Linked DNA regions of Mus musculus: region 2 is linked to region 1. Evidence: chromatin loops called from intact Hi-C (ENCODE). Cell type or tissue: gastrocnemius. All regions are shown on one strand. Links, peaks and the distances in the headings refer to the core of each region. The heading gives the core; the rest is flanking DNA.

The links. A loop is a pair of places that touch in the nucleus more often than their neighbours do. Peaks named below come from ENCODE experiments on the same cell type or tissue, not always from the same donor. Only the 100,000 strongest peaks of a DNase experiment are listed, where the experiment ranks them.
Region 2: a loop joins it to region 1, with 4 times the contacts of the local background. A loop is called at or near these places in 4 of 42 quality-filtered maps.

The regions. Positions count from the first base shown.
Region 1 is chr2:34,633,541-34,644,162 of GRCm38, reverse strand. Gm34372 (a long non-coding RNA gene) reads right to left here and starts at 5,096. Exons shown (of 3, transcript XR_003954033.1): 1 at 4,599-5,096. In gastrocnemius, for the core only: a CTCF peak has its summit at 1,561 (motif pointing right); a DNase peak (open chromatin) is centred at 4,693; H3K4me3 peaks cover 530 bases.
Region 2 is chr2:34,021,312-34,031,933 of GRCm38, reverse strand. It overlaps C230014O12Rik (RIKEN cDNA C230014O12 gene), which reads left to right. Exons shown (of 4, transcript NR_130173.1): 2 at 409-488; 3 at 5,977-6,135. Among named protein-coding and RNA genes, the nearest start is that of Gm39793, 64 kb to the right of the region's middle. In gastrocnemius, for the core only: a CTCF peak has its summit at 6,027 (motif pointing left); DNase peaks (open chromatin) are centred at 5,792 and 6,011.

The DNA.
Region 1 (10,622 bases), core at 1,402-9,401:
TAGAAGGGGGTCCCAGCACACAGGGGGTCCCAGATCCAATAAATATGTAGTGAGAAGATACCATTTCCCAGGTAAACTGAAAACACCCCTCTCAAGGTCCCCACTGTGTGCAGGGGGTGCTCACAGGACCTATGTTTTTTGTCACTAGACTTGGCTGTCTTTTTCCTTCTTCCTCCCTCCCCATCTTCCCCTCCTCCCAAGAGCCAGACCCAGGCCCTCTGCAAGAACAGCAAGTGCTCTTAACTGCTGAGCCATCTCTCTAGTCCTACCCTCCCCATCTCCTACCCTCCCTCTCTCCTTCCTGTCCATGCCTCCCTCCTCCTCCCTCCATGCTGTCTGGTGCCTGCACATGAGCGTATCTAGTCCCTAGTTCTAGTTCCCACAGTGTCGGCCCTGGGCTTTGTGATCTTCATCCCTTCAGGGTTCCAAGTCTTTTTTTTTTTTCTTTAAAGAATTGTTTGTTTGTTTAATGTATATGAGTACGCTGTAGCAGTACAGATGGTTGTGAGCCTTCATGTGGTTGTTGGAAACTGAATTTTAGGACCTCTGCTCGCCTCCAGTCAACCCTGCTCTCTCTGGCCCAAAGATTTATTTATTTTTTTATTATTTTTTATTTTGGGGGGGTTCTTTTTGTTGTTGTTGTTTTGTTTTGTTTTGTTTTGTTTTTTCGAGACAGGGTTTCTCTGTGTAGCCCTGGCTGTCCTGAAACTCACTTTGTAGACCAGGCTGGCCTCGAACTCAGAAATCCACCTGCCTCTGCCTCTCGAGTGCTGGGATTAAAGGCATGCACCACCACACCCGGCCAAAGATTTATTTATTATTATACATAAATACACTGTAGCTGTCATCAGATGTGCTAGAAGAGGGCATCAGATCTCCTTATGGGTGGTTGTGAGCCACCATGTGGCTGCTGGGATTTGAACTCAGGACCTTCGGAAGAGCAGTCAATGCTCTTACCCGCTGAGCCATCTCGCCAGCCCCCAGGGTTCCAATTCTTGCTCACTTACTTCCTCATGGCTTTTCTTGCTTTGAGAACACATTTGTCTAAACTGCCCCCACTCCCACCTCCATCTCTGAGTCTCTTACCCTAGGCAAGCCTTGAAGTTATGATGATAAGGATGGCCTGGGACTCCTGACCCTACCTCTACCTCGTGAGTGCTGGGATCGCCGGCATGGTCTACACTTTGGCTGCTGGGTTCCAAGAATGTAGTTGGCTCCAGGTATAAACTAAGGAAATCAAGTAGTCATGTTCCCGTGAGCATGTCCCTCCTGCCTCAGTGACAGGAGGGGAATATGACTTCTGTCAGCTGGGCAGTACTGGGCAAGTGACCTCTGATCACCAGCTTCAGTTTTCTTTCTGTGAAATGGGACAGTTGTAGCTTGGGCTCTGCCAGAGGCCCAAAAATGAGGGTGAAGCTCACTCAGCGCTGAAAATGTTAGCAGCTACAAAGGAAGTGTGTCTGGAGCCAGAGTTCTCAGCAGGATGTCAGCTGTCCCTATCCCTGGGAGATATGTCTTCTTTTACAGGTACCCAAGGACAGTTAGTCCTCCCTGCCTGCAGGTGGCGCTGCTAACACTTTGTTCCACTGCCTCCAACATCTGGTTAGACTGGTTGGTTCCTGACTGAGGTGCTGCTTCTTGCTCTCTGAGCCCACTCACTGCCCATCTGACCTGCTCTGCATATCCAGAGCAGGGTCCCATCTAGCTTGGGGAGTTGTGCCCAGGCTGTAGTTTGGCACCAGAGGAACTAAGGTACAAACCTTGCCCTAATGGTACAGAGCTGTATCAATCTGTGCAGGTTACTTAACCTCTGAGACTGAGGCTCAGTTGTGGCCGGGAATACAATGCCAAGGAGGAGACACCAGCTGAGGGGGCTCAGCGGTGACAAAGTCCCAGGCAATGGAGCAGGAAAGGCAAAGAGAACCAGATAAGAGTGGATGCCCTTAGGGGTGTCATCACTCCTCTGTTAATGGTCACTGGGCCTGAGAGCCACCGCAGTGCAGAGCATAGGGTGGTGGGTGAGTGCCTGGCTTTCTCTGGGCTTGGCCTTCCAAGCAGGGATTCCGTGTGCTATGGTCCCTCCCCAAGCCCTGCCCAAGAGACAGGCAAGCAGCCACCACAGTTCCACCCAGCAGGAATTAGGACCTTGAAATGTCACCTGGTCTCTCTATCATATCACTGGTTGCCTCAGTTTTTCCTAGCGCACCCTGCTATAGCATTGGGCAAGGACTCACAGGATAAAGTGGCTGCCATGCTGCCAGCCCCTCTGACATGGTCCAAACTGAGGGAGACCTCTTCGTCCTTTTGGAAGTTCCCTCACTACAGTATTTGGGGGTGGGGAGCACCCCGCCCTTCCTCGCTCCCCTCAACCACCCCCCATCTGCCCCCCACTCCTGCTGGCTCAATCCCTCCTGGGAAGTTGTGCACTACACAATCCTAGGAGTTCTGTTTTGGTCATAGGCACTGTACATTTTCTAAACATGAGTTTCTACAAAATGGGTGTTAAGATATTTTCATAATCCGCACAGAGATGACACAGTATCCAGAGTCTTTCTGTCTTCAGGACAACTGATCTCTGGTGAGCTGTTTATGCAGGAAGCCAGGCTCCCACAATTCCCCGTAACCCTGGGGTTAGAGTCATTTGCCCTCCCACCCAACCCTTCTCTGGCCCTTTCCTCCCCTTGCCTGGTTGTGACCTTTGGAACTGCACTGGGCTAAGATCCTACCCACTCCAGGCCTTCATTAGCTCTGTCCCAGGAGAAGGGTCACATGTGTGTGATGAGATCCCATGAAGCTGATGTAGGGACAGTAAGCTCAGCTGGAACCCGGGACGTGGGTAGGAGCACCAAGGGAAGTCCAGAGCAGGGAGGACTTGTCCTGGATCCTGCCACAAGGTTAGGAGGCAACTGCTCCCTGTTGCTTGGTAGAGTAGAGCCAAGGGCACAGGTGATCCTGGTCTTTTGGGACAAGGAAATGGAGACTCCCAGGCCACGTCCGGGAGGTGGGGTCATTTTCATCCTGGTCTACTGGGCACAGGTGTCCCACGCGTAGGGAATGATTGTTCCGGCAGCAGTGGGGGGAGTGACCCAGGCTGGACGTGTGCTGTTGGGGTGCCTGGACTAGAGAGAATGTACCTCCTCCCTGCTCCGGGGCCTCCAGTTCGTCGCCTCATCCCGGCCCCTTCATCGGCCTGAGATTTATTCCTGAGCCATGGAGCCTGGAAGTAATTTGCTGACAAAGCTGGGTCCCGGCAGGTGCTTTAATTGGTTCTGTGGGAGCAGATCTGGGAGCTTCTATTTAGAAGGAAATAGAAATTATGGTAGTGCCACCGTCCTTTCTCTGTGGCAGGGACTGCACAGTGTGTGTGTGTGGGGGGGGGGGGATTGTGCAGCGTGGGGGAAGGGTGGCGGCTCTTCCATGTCAACCTAGTGTGGAAGCAGGGCCTCGGATTAGGGGTGGGGGTCATAACCCTGGCCGAGGTTGGCCAGAGAAGGTAAGGCCTAAAGCCTGGCCCCAGTGAGAGGCCTTGGAGCAGGGGAGCCTTCCCCAGCCTTATAGTCCTCAGAGTGACATTCAGGGTGACCTCTCATGACCACCCCAGAATGTCACCGTCACATTTGCTCCCCTATTTTCCTCAGGAGTGGTTAGTTAGCTCTACAGTGTGCTAACCAAGTAGGGTCACTCTCATTTGACATGCTTAGGTCTTTTGGAGGTGACACAGCAGGGCCTGGACTTGAACCATGGCCTGCCTAGTGCTCAGATCTACACTCTTCACTCTCAAGTTGCACATGACATTGGCTAAGCTCCTGTTTCCCACAAGCCCACACTTTCTGGTGAGATTTTTCCCTTGGGCAAACTCCTAAATTCAAAGCCTACTGCTATCATCTCTCCGTGAATTCCAGGGAAGCCTTTCAGCAGTGATCTCTCCTCTGAACTCCCCAAAGTCCTGGTTGAACCAAGGTCGTAACATCGAGCTCTGGGTTTGCCCCTTGCTGTATTGCTGTGCCCCTTACCATACTCCACGAGCTAATGCTTATTTCCCGTGGTGAGGATCCCTTGGGCCTAGACTCTAGTGTGTAGACTTATGTGTAGCCTAGACTCTGGGCTACCACTTGGAGGCTCTAAACCATGAGAATGACCCTCTTTTGGGGGCGGAGTTGCAGCCAGAGCTTACTTGTCATGGCGGGAGTACGGGTGTCATGTCACATGGTCTCCTCAGAGCCCAGTGTAGACTGGTCTTCAGGTACTCAGCATGGGTCATGGGTCATGAGGACTGAGAGGCCTGGCCTAGCTCAGGTGCTGCTCAATTCAGGGCTGTCCAGTTCTGCCCTCCCATGCCTCCTGACCAAGAGTGTTCACCCTTGGGAGCCATGTTACTTCTGGGTGCAGCAGGGACAGACAGATGGGAGAACACGAGGAAACTGAACCCTGTCAGAACAAAGCCCCCCCCCCCCCCCCCCCGGGACTGATGTTTCTGGAGCTTTTTCTGATATGCTTTTTGAGAAATTCTGGGGTGGGGCTAAATGTGGGGTACAGTTGCAGGAAGAGGAGGGTTTGGTAGGAGTTGGAAGAGGAAGACAGAACCTGGGTGGTGGTACCTGGAATCCACATGTCAGAAGTTGTATCGAGCCGGCCTGGCAGAAAGCTTGCGAGTTAGTCTGGGCCGTAGGTGGCGCCACAGGGCTGCAATTGTGCCTCCCTCGCGGTTCGGTCCTGGCTGTTCCTCGCCCGCATGGCCATCCCTGTCATCTGAGTCCGCCAACACCGCGAGTCAGTTTGGGGCACTAAGGGTTGCGTTCAGGTCTGCCAGAGCCAGCCCCAGGCGGGCACTGGATGTAGGGGAGAACCCTGGAGCTGACTCCTTTTCCCTGCAACTGCCACTCCAGGGCCTTGGTGTTAAAGGCGGACCACACTAGCGTTGGGGCGGTGTGCCGGAGTCGGGGTCCCCACCCGCGTGGCGAGCCCCGGTACCCTGGGTGCATATGTCCCACACGCGTGAGCGTGGGTGCTGGGGACGTGCGTGGGACGCAGGGCCACCGCCCCGTGCTTCCTTTGTTCCCGCGCCGAGCTGCAGGCTGTGGCTTCACTGCCTCCCCCCTGTGCCCCGCCCTGCTGTTGTCTGTAAGGGCAAAGGTCTCAGCCCCTGCGAGTAATGTGTCCATGTGTATATGTGTGTGTGTGTGTGTGTGTGTGTGTGTGTGTGTGTGTGTGTGTGTGAGAGAGAGAGAGAGAGAGAGAGAGAGAGAGAGAGAGAGAGAGAGGTGGGGAGGGGGAGCGAGGTTAGAAGTGACTGTCACAAGCCCAAGAGGGCCTATGAGGTCACCCCAGTTCAAGGGCTCTAAAGTCCACAGACCTCATCTGCTAAGGGGACCAGTGGGAGCCTCCAGGTGGGGGCTCACTAGGATAATTAAGCCAAGTCATACAGAGGGTGCAGTCCCCAAGAGCAAGGGTCGCCCACTTAGGCACTGGGGCAAGATTAAGAGCAGGCAGGGGCTGGGTGCAGGAGGCTTGTGATGGCAGATCCTCTGGCCACCAAAGCTGGAGCCACTGGTGACATGAGGTGCCTGTGTCCCCTCCTTCTGCCCAAGCACTCTCCCATACCTGTTTCTCAGTTTGTCCATGGTGCCCCTAGTCTCTTTCCACACCTAAGCAGCTTTTAAATCCAGACCCCATGCTCAGAACCCACCCAGGACTCGCTGGAACCCAGCTGGGCCTCAGCTCCCAGCAGCGGCTTGTCCTACACTGGCTGAGCAAGGTTATTCTGGGACCCCTGACCCTGCCTGAGGCAGAGTGGGTAGGGGCACAGACCAGATTCTGTACCGGGTTTCTTGACTTTTTTTTTTTCCCTTCTTTTAAAAAAAGACACTGAAGCTGTCTTCAGACACAGCAGAAGAGTGTACTGGGAAGAAGTGGGTTTCTGATCCCATTACAGATGGTTGTGAGCCACCATGTGGTTGCTTGGGAATTGAACTCAGGACCCCCTGGAAGAGCAGTCAGTGCTCTTAACCACTGAGTCATCCCTCCAGCCTCAGTTTCTTGACTTTGAAGGAGGCCCCTGAATATCACATATTTTGAGGCTCAGGACAGAGAGAGTGGGGGTCCCAATCCTTTGCTGGGTCTAGTACTTAGAAAGGGCCAGCTTGTGTGAGCTGACATTTCAAGGTCCTCCCCATTTTCAGGGCCTATTCAGCATTTAGTCCTGTCCCCAGGAACCCCATTGCCACCCCACAGGCAGCACCAAGTCCTGGGAGGACTGGACCCTCCGTGGAGTGGCTGTCATCACAGCTTGGGGCCGCTGTATCTGCAGCTACATCCGGGAAATTCAGACCCAGATGCGGGAAGATGGAGGACCCATGGCCCTGACCTAAAGCTCTGAGAGTGTGGCCGTGGGAGGGTGACGTACACAATTGTAGTTGACCTGGTCACTCTTGTCTTGCTATAGATGACAAAGAAAGAGTAAATCCAAGCGGGGTGAGATCTGGCCTGGGCTGGTGGCGCAGGGAGGGGCAGGACCCTGGCAAGGAAGGTGGCTCAGGCCAGGGCTGAAGAGGGGTCCTTGCTCCCCATGGTCATTCCAGGTTTCTGGCCTTTGCTGTCCAGCTGACAAAATTCTCATGATTAGGGGAGCGGCCTAATCCCATTTGCTGGGAGCCTGGTCTTGGTCCTGCTGGGTGTACTGGATCCGAATGTACTGGATCTAGCTCCATTCTCTGGGTCTTTTAAGTTGAGCTCCTTGGGAGCAACTGTAACCACCAGCCTGGCTGGGGGCCGAAGCTGGGAGACCTGAGAGGGTTTGATGGGAGGGGCTGGGGACCCATGTTTCCCTCCCTTTATCAATAGCCATTTTATTTATTTATTTATTTATTTATTTATTTATTTATTTATTTATTTATTTATTGAGACAGGGTTTCTCTGTATAGCCCTGGCTGTCCTAGAACTCACTCTGTAGACCAGGCTGGCCTTGAACTCAGAAATCTGCCTGCCTCTGCCTCCTGAGTGCTAGGATTAAAGGTGTGCGCCACCATGCCTGGCTCAATAGCCATTTATTGAGCACCTACTGTTTGCCCTGGGCCATACTGAGTGGGACAAACTCTGTGTTCTCACTTCCTACAGGGCTTTGTCTGTGAGCATTGGACACTAAGTATGTATGTATCTATTATTGCTGTGCATGTGTTGTATGTAGGTAGTATATGTGCACATGTGTGTGAATGTGGAAGCCAGAGGAGGACATCAACTGTCCCACTCTATTACTCTTCACCTCACTGAACCCCGAGTTAGACAAGCAGTCAGTAATCCTTGGTGATCTTCCTGTCTCTATCGCTCATGGCTCTGTGGTTACTGACATGTGTGTAGCCATGCATAGCTTTTACATGGGTGCTGAGGATTTGAACTTGGGTCTGTTTTCTTGCACAGCAAGCCATCTTACCCACTGAGCCCTCTGGACAGCCCCTAATTATGTACTATTTAATTTCAAGGACAAGAGATGGCAGGTCTTGGTATCCACTGGGGATGTGGGCAGCAGAGGTCCCACAAACACGTGGATATCAGTTCACACTCTCAAGTGGGAAGGGTGGGGAAGGAAGGGGCAGGCAGGTTGTGGGGCCACAGCTCCAAGAGGGATGAATAGAAGGGAAGGCAGGTGAAGCCTTTTAGGGACAAGGGAAGAGAGCCACAGTCCAGGGGACTCTGGATTTTGCCCTAAGTCTGTAGGAGGTGGAAGGCCTATGGCCCTGGGGGTGTAGCCATGTCTGAGCCAACTCAGGGAGGTAGGTTCTTGATGTCCTGGGAAGGCCAAGGTTCCTGAGAAGCCAGGGGGAGGCCGGGCTTGGGGAGGAGCAGCTATATGCATGGGCAGGGAGGAGACAGAACATGGAGGTCATTGGTAGGGGTCAAGGCCCAGGACAGCAGATTGTCACCAGGCCTGCGGCTGCGCTGGCCCTGGGCTTGGTCTATCCTAGGCCTTTATGTTCAGCCCTGGGGAAACACTTGGGCCTGATGGTATGTTTTCCGGAGGGAACGGATGGTCAGAATGAAGGGAGGCGGCTGGCGGGGGTGGGGAGTGGTTTTCCCGGAATCCTAGATCAAGCCTTAATAATTTGTTTCAGAATTAATGTGCGTTCACGCCATCTTTGCTGTTCCAGCTCATTGAAGATTAAATAAAAATGTGATTCCCCTCCCCCCAGATGGAGGGAGAGAGACCAGGTCTAATCTTTCCAGCTGGGCCAGCTGGGAAACTACCACTCCATGGGGAATAAATCTCTGGGGGAGGGGACTCTTGACTCTCTGGCTTTCAATCCAACGGGGCATAGTGGCCCTAGTTATGTCTCATATTATCGAGCTGATAATCTTTTATTGTATCGGGAGACCTTTCGTGGATGGAAGCTCTGAGCCTTCTCAGGGCTGAGGCTGATGCCTCACTAGGCTCTGTGGCAGGGGCATGGCCAGATCCTCACAAGCGGATTCTAAGTGCCTGGGCACCAGAGAACCCAGGTCTCTTTGTGGAGAAATAGTGGTTCTTTGCCTCATTCTTGGCACCCAGGCCAGGGAAGCCGACTGAGGCAATGTGTACTCATTCCTTTTTTCCTTCAGTTACTCATCTACTCAAGGATCAAGTTATTTTTATGTTGTTTTTTGTGCCAGAGTTTGAGGGCAACCAGGCAGGCAGGCAGACAGACAAGCAAGCAGATAGGCAGGCAAGCTGGCTTCTTATCAGGGTCACCACCACTTTGTCTTATGCCTCAGGATTAGCATGCCCTGATCTTGGACCATCTTCTCTGACTGGTCCCTTTTCTCCTCAACATTTCATGTGGATCAAGATAGAGGAGGTATTAATCCAGCGTGTATAGAGGCATTAGAAGCTGACTGGGTTTGTCCCCTCCCCTCCCCTCCCCTCCCCTCCCCTCCCCTCCCCTCCCCTCCCCTCCCCTCCCCTCCCCTCCCCTCCCCTTCCCTTCTCTTCCCTTCCCTTCCCGGTTTCTCTGTGTAGCTCTGGCTGTCCTGGTGGAACTTCCTCTGTAGAGCAGGCTGTCCTTGAACTCAGAGATCTACCTGCTTCTGTCTCCGGAGTGCTGGGATTTAAGGTGTGCACCATCACTGTCTGGCAACTGTCAGAGTATTCTAAGAAGCAGAAATACCTTTTCATGTTCATGTGACTGCAGAAGCCTCGGTTGTGGGCTGGATACAGGGTCAAGATGTCAGTGAGGGCTTTGGAGTCTCGCCTGTCTCTGTGTGCTTCCATACCACGTGTCAGCTAACTTCATGTTTTAATAAGTTGTCCACACACACCTTTGATCTTATAAATTAGATTTATCATCCTATATAGTCCAACCTGGGCCAGGCAGCTGCCCCTGTCTCCAAAATGCCAAGATTATAGGTATCCCTTGATATAGCTGGGTTATGTAGTTCTGAGCACTGGACCCAGGGCTTCCTGCATGCTAGGAGACATATCCTGATTCCCAGAATCAAATCAGAATCTAGGACCTTGTGCAAGCTAGACCACACTAGACCATGCTAGACCAGAGACTCGTGTGGGCGGAGCTCCCTGGAGTCTTTGATCAGGGACAAAATGCAGCTGGGTCCCAGCATAGCCAGTGTTCCGGGTCCAGTGTGCAGTGTGCCTGATCATTGTCTGTGTTAGGGGACTCAGGCTCTGGTGGGGACACAGGGGCAGGCACACTCAGAGCTTTGCCAGGTTGAAACTGAGCCCTCATAGGCAGTGCTAAGAGGGTAGAAACTTGATCTGTGGTAGCCAGAAGTAAATCAGATTAAAATGGCCTGATGCTGCTGATCTCTGACCTTCACACACACACACACACACACACACACACACACACACACACACACTCTCTCTCTCTCTCTCTCTCTTTCTCTCACATCAATATGTACCCTAGCCCATGACACAGAAAATGGACAGAGTGTCCAAAACCTTTTTAAAGTACTCAAGAACTCAGTGACAGAAAGCTCTCCATAATAACAGGACAAAGGTCCCATGTGGACACTTCCCACAGCAGTGAGCAAATGTCCTGACTATTCCCACCAGGGCACGCTGTGTCAGCAGCCTCTGCTCTGAGCATCTCTCCACGCTGGCCACTGACACAGACCTTCATCCCCACCTCTGAGGCTCCCTATAGGGGTGGGGGTGGGGTTCCTGGTGCCTGTCAGTGGCTTCAGTGGCATCTTTGACACAGGGTCATTACCAGGCTCCTGGCACCTGTAGAGGGCTGAAAGCCACCCTGGGCCTGGCTTACAGTGTCCCCAGCCTCCTGTTCCCTGGTGTTCTCGTTATTTCCTAGTCTAGGCCAGAGCACCCTTTCTCAAAGACCCCCAGTCTTTGTCGCCCAGCGCTCTGTCACTCGGCAGCACCCAGAACATGGTTTGGCTCTCGCTGTAGGCCTCAACCAATGGGGGTTCTGCTCTGGGCCACTTGGTCAGGGTTGAGGTGGAAACCACTCTGGTTGTCCCAGGAGAAGGAGCTGAGGGGCTGGGCAGAAGCTGACACAGGTAGAATAAATACCCTGAGGACCGGTCCCACGGACTGGGCAGGGAATCATTTCCTGTCCCGGCTGCAGCCTGAACTGTGTGCAGCCGGGCACAGGATGGGACGCAGGAAGGCCTGGAGACCT
Region 2 (10,622 bases), core at 1,096-9,095, 610 kb after region 1:
CCTTTACCCATGGAGCCATCTTCACTGCCCGGAAGTATATTTATTCAGGTCTGGAGTTCTATGGTGGAGACAAGCCATGGTGCTGCGGCAGTGAGCAGTCAATCCTCTCACATCGAAAGGTCAGTTCCATCTGTACAGAGAAGTTTCCTGGGGTTTTCCAGGGCTGCAGGCATCACAAAGGTGTGGAGCCCTTGTCTTGGCCATAGCTGGACCAGTGAGGCCCTGGCTAGTCACCTCCCCAAGCCGCTCTGCACCATCCCCCCACCCCATCCCCCACTCCCGCCCTCCCTGTCTGGCTGTGAACCAGGAAATGGATTTCAACTTCACCTCCTCCCCAGATAGATCAAACATCTTAAGTGAGATTATTCACGGCCCTCCATTGTTTCTAACTCATTTCCTATTTTCCAGTTGAAGAACCTGCCAGAAGCGCTCCGTGGCAGAGATTAAAACAATTTCAGAAGCAGGCACCCAGCGCTTCTCTTTGGATGGTAAGCAAATTGGATGTCTGTGAGAGGCAGGCAAATTTTATTATCAACACATAGTTTGCTACTTAAGTATCCTTAAGACCCCGGGTACTGAAGAGTCCTCGGCAGGAGGGCTCCTGAGAGGGAGGCAAGATGGGGGGCGGGAGGAGACCCCCAACCGGGCCCCTTCAGGCCCAGGCACAGTGGGGAGCTGTCAGACCCTCAGGAGCAGACAAACCCACCCACGTCATTCTCTTTCCCAACTAGGCGCCGGCTTGGCTCTCAGAATGCATTTTTCTGAGTGCTTTGACCTGTTCGCCCACAAAGACACTGACTAAGAGAAGGAAGGCGCGTGTGTGATCTCACACAGCAAATACAGTGAGTCAGAAATAGAATTCGACCCTCACTCATGGCAGCAGATTGATTGCAGAAATGGCTGATTCATCTTCTCCTTGTAGCCTGAGAGTGACAGAGGAGACAGCTCTGGAGGAAGGCCCCTTGTCCCAGTCCAGGATGTCCTTGACTAGCTCTCCAAACTTGTGACGGAAACCAGTTAGCTCTGACCTGACCCTCAGTGGGCTCTGCCAAGGCCGGAAGAGCTACCCCTCTGGCCAGTAAGAATGCTCATAAACAAATGTTTTAAGCAACGGTAAATGACTGGATATGGGTAATTTGTTACCTGGCTACAGCTATCAGATGCAGCCATCTATGTGTGTCCACAGGACGATAGATGCAGGCCTACATTCCCTGCATGGTTCCGGAACCCATACTGACTCTGGCCTGTCGGACAAGGGAGGTTCTGGCTGTTGCTCCTGCTGCTTGTTGCATAAGGAACAGAGAAGAGATGTGCATTACCCTCACATCCTAGGGCTGTCCTGACTTTTCCGTGAGGTTGCTTCCCTTTCGCCAGATTTTCAGTAACAAGGTGTTCATGGGCCGCGCCGCATGCTCAGCCAGGACCCTCATAGCACCCTCAGGTCAATCTTGTGAGGGAGGCATTACTTCACATCTTACAGGTGCAGGAACAGACTCAGCCATGTGTCCTATAGACAGCAGGTGTAGAAATGGGGCTATGTTCAGGGCGACATGTATCTGCACCTACTTGTTGACAAAAAACTTTTCTCAGAGTCTTAGTGAAGGAACACAGAGGCCCTCAGGCAAGCCCTTCTTGATGGTGACCTAACTCATAGTCAGCTCATGTTACAGTCCCTATCTGGATCCCAGTTGGGCACATTCTGGTCGTCAGACTACCCAGAAGAGCTACCTGGGACTACCCAGAACCCCTGGTTACACAGGTGGGATCCTGGTACGGCAGCTACCGCTCTCTCTCCTTAAGGACTTCACTGGACCTCTTTTGGGCCGCAGAGCCCAGAGCTTGTCACTTTATGGTGGTTCCAGCTTCTGAGCTGGCCCCTGTGATTCTCTGGCTTTCCCCAGCTGCTCCCATAGGTGAGCACATGCTTAGGACTCTAGGTGACTTCCCCAGCTCAGCAACATCCCACGGGGCTCTAGACATGGTGCCAAGGAAGAGATGACTAACAAGATCTCTCAGCCAGAGCACAGGCTAGCAAGATCCCTGCTAGAACACAGGCTGGCAAGATTTCAGCTAGAGCCCAGGCTAATAAGATCTCAGCTAAAGCACAGGCAAGCAATCTCACTCTCTGCCTAGATCACAGGCCCGTTCTGGTTTTCACCTTTTCCTGAGTGCAGAGGAACTGGCTCCATCATGAGCCAAGGAGAACAAGGAGTAATTATGACACAAATTCTCAGGTGCAGTGCAGGTGGGGCACATCTTAGCTGCGTGCCAGAGCTTCAGTGTGCCCCGTGTTCTCAGCTGCGAGACCGAGGTGAGGTGCATCTCCCACTTCCAGGCCCGTGAGTGTGGACTGGAATGGTGCCCATCTGACTAATGCCAGAGTCCAGTCTTAGCCCATGAATTTGGTTTCCAATATTGCTTTCCAAGAGCTGGTAGGACAGGGAACAGCGTGTTTGAGGGCCAGGGCCAGGGACAAAGCAGCAGGGAGCTGGGAGGCTCCATTGTGAGCATCATGACCCTGGTGCCTGCATTGCTAGCCTGGCACCTGCATTGCTAGCCTGGCACCTGCATTGCTAGCCTGGCACCTGCATTGCTAGCCTGGTGCCTGCATTGCTAGCCTGGCACCTGCATTGCTAGCCTGGCGTCTGCATTGCTAGCCTGGTGCCTGCATTGCTAGCCTGGCGTCTGCATTGCTAGTGTTTTCTACCCCCAGTCTTAAGACTGGAAGCTTCCTGGAGGAAGGGCAGGTTGGCCATCTCTGTGCCAGCCACTCAGCATGTCTTGAGAGGAAGTTGTTTGTGACTCACTCAAAGGGCAAGGGGTACATGCCAAGGGAGTTGAAAGCTGGCACCTGTGTCAGGAAAGGACTGGGTCATCCTCTGAGAGGCGGGAATTCAAGATCATGATATCATCACTACTGAGTCTTGTTGTCATGCACAGCTGTGTGTGCACCGTCTCTAGACGCCCCCACATCTACTCCCTATGTTCACACTGACCCTCAGGCATAAGGACTGTGAGGAACTGCCCCCAGGTTACCTGGGGAGGGCATGGCAGCAAGGATTTGCCTTTGCTGTCTGTTCTGCTTGGCCCCAATGCCAAGGCTCCTTCTTTTCAATAGATCTTCCCAAGACCTGATTGGGGGTATAATGCCAACATGGCCTCCACCGGAGACTAAGCAAGTCTTCTGCTTTCCTTTATAAAAATATTCATATAGTAACAAAACGAGTAAGTAGGTCTTTGGGATGTCTAGACAGGGCCATGCCCAGGGGTCCTCAGACTTGGTGGACCATGAGCATAGCCATGAGTGTAGGGATGAAAGACCACGCTGTCCTGGATTGCTCCCCGCAGATGTCAGACTCTCTGGAGAGAAGCCACCTCTGTAAGTTTCAAGGCTCCCCCACTGAGGCTGGCTGTGTTCAAACTTTAGTGCTTGTTCTGGCTAGTTTTATTAAACCAGCTGGTTCGTTACTTTGGCACAAGCTAGAGACATTGGAAAGGAAGGAGCCTCAATTGAGAAAATGCCTCCATGAGGTTAGGATGTAGGCAAACCTGTAGTCAGTAATGTGGAGCATAAGCTAAATAAACCCTTCTTAATTAGTGATTGATGGGGGATGGGGTGCGGTGGGGAAGGCCCAGCTCATTGTGGGTGGTGCCATTCCTGGGCTGGTGATCCTGGGTTCTAGAAGAAAACGGGCTAAGCAAGCCAGTAAGCATCGTCTGCCCATGGTCTCTGCAATTAGCTCCTGTCTCCAGGTTCCAGCCCTGTTTGAGTTCCTGTCTTGACTCCCATCAGTGATGTATGATGTGGAGGCAGACCCTAAGTAAACCCTTTCCTCCCCAAGTTGGCTTGGTCATGGTAGTAAAGCATCTAAGACAGTAGTTTTCTTGCCTATCCTAAGGGTTCCATCCTCACGTCAGCTTAGAGCTGCTTCCCTCTGGATTTAATTAAAGTCCTGAGTCCCTGGGGTGCTGTGGCCCCTTTGGTACCAGACTGACCTCCTGCAGGCTCTCCTGAGCCTCTGTGCCTCTTAGTGCTTAGCCAAGTTTCTTTGGTCAACCATTGGACTAATGACTAGCCAGGCGTGGGCAGTCATGGAAGGCAAGATCTCAGCCCCGCCTAGGTTCGGAAGCCTGGCCAGAGAGGCACCAGTGCAGACATGGATTGGAATGCCAGGCCCCTTCTGAACCTCAAGCTTGCTGGAGAGGTGGGGTGACTTCATCTCTTGACTTCCCAGGCGGTTCCCTTAGCAACGGGGCCTCGCTTTGACAGCCGCCTTTGCAGACAGTCTGTTTTCCAGAGGGGGGCTCTTTACCCTACTGCCTTTCACTCATTAAGTGAGAGTCGCTGCAGGGGTGTGAAGCCCAGACTCCCTGCAGTCTCATAGAGCCAGAGCTGTACCCACAGCCCAGCCTATCCAGGCTGCCCCTGGAGCCAGCAGCCCACAGACTGATCCTGTCTCTACAGGTCTGTTGTCTGCCGCGCAACACACATCTTGTGGCTCCCACGGAACTGAAGCCGGCTTCTCTACCTTCACCCTCTGCCCCCTCCTTGCTTTTTCTACCTCCTGACTTCTCTCTTCCCACCAGCACACCTGCAATCCACCTGTCTTTCACACTCACATTAGCAGTTAAAGCGTCTGTGCTGACATTTGATGATCTTAATATAGGCCCTGGTGACAGAGGAACAAGAAGAGCACAGAGTTTGCGCATTGCTGGAGAGTAGACTCCTCCCCCCGAATCCCTGACTCCTCCCCACAGTCCCTGTCTGAGCTCAGAAATCTCCCCTTCCACATTGTGGGGAGGGCTTCAACAGGTCCCACAGACTGTGTGGCGTGTGATGGCTTTACCTCCTTCGTGTAGCCTTCTCCCTCCAGATGACCAAGAAGGATGATAATAAAACCTACCACCAGGGGTCAGGTTCATCGGGTGCCCCCTTTGTGCCCTACCCAGGGGGCATGTACCCCCAGGTTAGTGTTAGCATGCAGCTAGCAGTTACCCTACTTCACAGATTAGAAAAAGGAGCTTCGGACATACTTAAGGTTAGCTAACATGGTTAAAGGAGAGAGTACGACGGTGAGCTGAACACGTGCCATGCGTGGTTAGCTGGCCAGGAAGAGGGGTGGGTCACTGGGAAAGTAGGGGAGGGGCATCTTGAAGGACGCTGAGAGGGTGGAGACGGAAGGCAGAAATGGAGTCGCAGAGATGGTGAAGGAAAGTCACTACACTGGAGTGTCTCAAGAGGAGGGTGGAGTCAACGCTTCTGGGACTCAGAAGAACAGGGTCACGTGTCTGAGCAACACTGTTGGTGACCATGAAAGGCACAGTTGATGAAGGGGTAGAAGACACTAGATCTTCTAAGCAGTGGGCAAAGGTATTTACTGAGAGAACAGGGCCATCAGGGAGGCCATTCCCCTGGGAATTCTGGCCCTGGGGTACAGTAGGGAGAAACGGATACCTGAACCTCATGAACCGCTATTTGCTCGATCTGTAGGCAAAGAGCGTGTTGATGAGAGCCACCAGGACAGGACAGGGGCTCCAGTTTGGACTTGGTATGGTTGGGTGGGCCAGGAGAAAGTTCTACTACCTCTTACCCTCCAAAAGGAGGCAGGATGAAGCCCAATTGGAGGAGCTGTGACTTCAGCAGTCCCGGGAAAAGAGAGGGAGGGGTTGAGGAGCACAGAAGCTGTCCGAGTGTTTGTGACCTCTTCACCTCCTGGACACATACCCCAAGGAAAACAATTGAAAAGATGCAAAGTTTAATTTGGACACAGTTCAGCCCGTGGCTGGCTGGCGTCCATTGCTTTAGTCTGAGGTGGAGCAGGATATCGTGCCAAGTCTCTATGATAGAGGAGGCTGCTCACTTCATGGGGGCCAGCAAGCGCTGAGGGGATGGGGGGTGGGGGGTGGAGGGTGGGTTGCAAGGTCACAATATCATCTTCAAAGACTCACCCTTAATGACCTACTTCCTCCAAATAGACTCCACCTCCTAAAGGGTTCATCCACCTATCAATAGCGCCACCAGCTGGGGAACAGATGAACAACACCGGAACTCTGGGAATCCAGTTCAAATCTGACTGTATTGCCCGAGAGAAGAGTGTCAGGGAGGCAGGACTCAGAGGAATGCAGCTGCACCAGGTGATCTTGCCATCCTTTTGTAATGGCCACTATTCCACCCTTCCCCATTGAACAAGTAGAGTGGAGTGTGTCACAGGCGCTCTTAGAGCTACTGTGGAAGAGGTAATGCTCATTGCAACTGGTCCTCTGTGTGTGTGTGTGTGTGTGTGTGTGTGTGTGTGTGTGCGCGTGCACACATGTGTTTTCCAACTTTTCTTTTTGTTATTTTGTTTTTGTGTTCTTCCCTGAAGACCACCTCACATTGAGGCCACGTGTCTCTTTATAAATTCCACATCTAGTGACATCCCATCAGCAACTGAAGGCCTGCTGTGATGGGAGAATTTACACCACAGAAATTGCCCAGAGCCCCTTATCAGGGCTGCTTCCCCTGGGAAAACTGGTTGCTCAGTACTGCTCCTCATGTCTCAGAAAGCTTGCCTTGACTAATGCAGAAAGAAATATATACATATATTCTATTATCATATATATGTATGTAACATATATTCTATTACCATATATATGTATGTATGTATGTATGTATGTATATGATAAGATCAAAAGAAAGTAAAGGGGGCAATCACATTATGTGATTATTTACCTAGGAAATTTGAAAGAACAAGCAGGAACTATTACAATTAATCAGGAATTCAGTAAATGCTGACTTGAAAGAAATATTCAAAAAAATCAATGGCTTTGCTGTGTACTTACATTAATCACCCGGAATGTATGATGGGAAAAGATGACATTCACAATAGCCACAAAGACAGAAAATATCCAACAACAAGCTCAGTCATAAATGTGTGAGGCTAAAACTTCACATGAAAATGAGAATTGACTGCATAAAAGCACAGCCGGCTGGGCCGGTGGAAAAGAAGATTAAAAATTGTCAATTCCATTAAGATTAATCCATACATTTAATTCAGTTCCAATGAAATCCCAAATGTATTTTCTTGCAACATCAGTTCATTGGGAGTTATAAATAGACAAGAACGGCTAAGAACATCTTAATAAATGAAATTGATCAGGGCAGGAGGAGCTTCTGAGGTCAGACATTTAAATGCAGGTGTCGAGGTGTTCCGTTGCCCACTGTCCACGCTGTTCTAAAATAGCTCCCATCCACAGACTGAGTGAGTGAGCCTAGGAGAACACTTGGGCACGTGCACCAAGCCCAGCACCACAAAAGCTGGGCCTTGTGGGGCACACCGGTCACTCCAGCACTTGGGAGGTGGAGGCAGGTGAATCAAGGTTCAAGGTCATCCTTAGCTACATATGGAGTTCAGGGCCAGCTTGAGCTGCGTGAGACCCTGCCTCAAAAGGAAAACAAAAGTAAGCAAACACACACAGGGCTACACATGCCTCAGAAACACAACTACACACACTCACACACACATACACACATTTACACACATATACACACACTCACACACACATACACATACTCACACACATATATACACACTCACACTAACACATGCACACACATATATATGCACACCCACACACATGTACACACACTCATGCACACAGTAACACAAGCACACACATACACACTCACATACACACACTCACACACACGTGCATACACTAACACATGCACACACATACACACTCACATACACATACATTCACAGATACTCACACACATGTATATACACTAACACACATGCACACATACACACTCACATATGCACATATACATACACACAGTAACACACATGCACACTCACATACACATATATACATACATGCACTCACACACACACACACATATATATATATATATATACATATACACACATACACACACTCACAAACATATACACACATAACACACATACACACATATACACACACTCACACATATACACATACATACATACTAGCACACACATACATACACACGCTCACAACACTTCCAGTGAGTTAATAAGTGAATGAATAAGCCAAAACACCTTGCAGATTTATATAATAAGACAAAACAGTAAAATCGGCATAATTAAACAAATGAGCCGACGCAGGAAAATAACTGAGGTGTGCATAGCTATTTATTATATAATGAAAGTGGCATTTCAAATCAGTAGGGGAAACATAAATTATTTAATAAATAGTGCTAGAATAGTTGGTTAACCATTTGAAAAAATAAAGTTAGACAATTGGATGCATATTAGCAACTAGATCTATTAAGCGAGTTGTTGCCTGGATATGATCGGATGTGATGGACCAGTGAAACCCATGTGGAAGCCAGGTGTGGTGGCACAGGCCTGTGGTCACAGCACTCAGGAGGTGGGGAGGCAGGAAGATTGCAAATTGAGTTTGGCTAGACTGGCTAGTCAGGGAACTCTGGCAATCCTACTGTGTCTACCTTGGAGTGTTGGGTATACAGGTGTATGAGCCACTATGCCCAGGCTTATAACACAGTTCTGGAGATCTGGGCTCAATCTGGTGACTCACCTCCGAGTCACCTCCCAGGCCCGTTGTAGGTTTTCAGTTTATTTTTTAAATTATTTATTTATGTGAATACACTGTAGCTGTTCTCAGACACACCAGAAGAGGACATCAGACCCCATTACAGATGGTTGGGAGCCACCATGTGGTTGCTGGGAATTGAACTCAGGACCTCTGGAAGAGCAGTCAGTGCTCTTAACTGCTGAGCCATCTCTTCAGTCCTAGGCCTTTAATTTAAAACACCATTTGAGAGGCTGGAGAGATAGACCTATAGGTAACATACTTACACTGGAAGCATGAGGAAGTCACAAAAAGAGAATCCTAGAGCAGTGGCTCAAAGCTGCAATCGTGCACCAGAGAGGCAGATAGACAGCTGGCTACCAGCCTGCTCAGCAAGTTCTTGGGCAAGTGAGGGACCTAGTCCCTAAAGAGGAGGTGGGTTAGCTGAGGTTGACCCCTGGCCTCCACATGCATATTGGTACCTGCATTTGCACCTTCACATACACACAGGAACACACATACACAGGAACACACACACACACAGGAACACACACACACAGGAACACACACACACAGGAACACACACACATACACACACACATACACACACACACACACACACGTCTTTTGCTCCTAAAGAGTTTGAGGTTATTTACAGACATGACCCCTCTTTCTTTACACTCATTTATAGAATGTCCCTTAAGAACTAGAGCAATCTTTAATAATCAAATCATGTCTATTAAGAAATATGAAAAACATCATTATTACAGTGCTCTGTTTTCCCCAGGTTCTTATTGCAATCTCCCTAGTTGTCCAAATCATGCCATTTATACTATTTTGTTTATGGTCTGGGTTCATCCCAAGTTTGCTTATCATATTTGGTTCTCATTTTCGTTAACCAGGTTTTGGTTGCTGTGATAAAATAGCACAAATGACCAAGAACATCTTACAAAGGAAACAGTTTACTTGGGCTCAAGGTTCCAGAGTCCATAATGATGGGGGACACTTAGGAGCAGGAGCAGGGGGCTGAGAGATCACACCTCAACTACCAGGAAGGAAGTGAGGGGGTGGGGGGAGGGGAGGGAGGGAGAAAGAGAGAGACAGAGAGAGAGAGAGACAGGGAGAGGGAGAGGGAGAGGGAGAGAGAGAGAGAGAGAGAGGTGGAGGGGTGGAGTGAGAAAGGCCAGGGGTGGAGTGGGCTATAATCCCCCACCAACACACTCTCAAAGCTTCTATAACCTCCCTAAACAGCGCCACCTGCTGGGGACCAGATGTTCAAACACATGAGCCTATGTGGACACTTCCCATTCAAACCACCACAATCCTTTTACACAGATGACATCTGGATACTGTGTTGCGTGCAAGTAATCCCAGCACTTTGTTGATAGAGGGAGGAGGACTGAGAGCTCAAGGCTGTCCTCAGCTGCATGGCAAGTTGGAAGCTAACCTGAGTTACACGAGATCCTATCTCCAAAGAATCCCAAGCAAGACCAAGCAAAAGTTAACCCAAAGCTAACGGAGCTTGCGTGGGAAAGAAAACCAGGGCTCGGACTCCCCTTTGCTTTTTATTTTAACTTTTTTGTTGTTGTTTTTTTGTTTTGTTTTTTGTTTGTTTTTTTGTTTTTGAGACAGGGTTTCTCTGTGTAGCCCTGGCAGTCCTGCAACTCACTTTGTAGACCAGGTTGGCCTGGAACTCAGAGATCTGCCTGCCTCTGCCTCCCGAGTGCTGGGATTAAAGGCGTTCGCCACCACGCCTGGCTTATTTTAACTTTTTAACTAAGACAAAATTCCTGTAACAGTAACTTTAAGGTGGTTAGATGGCGAGGTTAGCCATCTAACAGTGCGTGATTCAGTTGTGCTTAGCAAACCCACCCCATGGTAAACCATCCACTCTTTAGTCCAGAAACTTCCTATCCACCAGGCAGTCATTCCCCATTCCCAACCCAGGTCCTGGTAGCTAGGGATCCCCCTTCTGCCTCTGTCTAATATGAACATTTCATAGAATTGGGATCATGGAACATGGGGCCTTTTTAGGGTTCTGAGTTCTTCCATGTTTTGTGTTT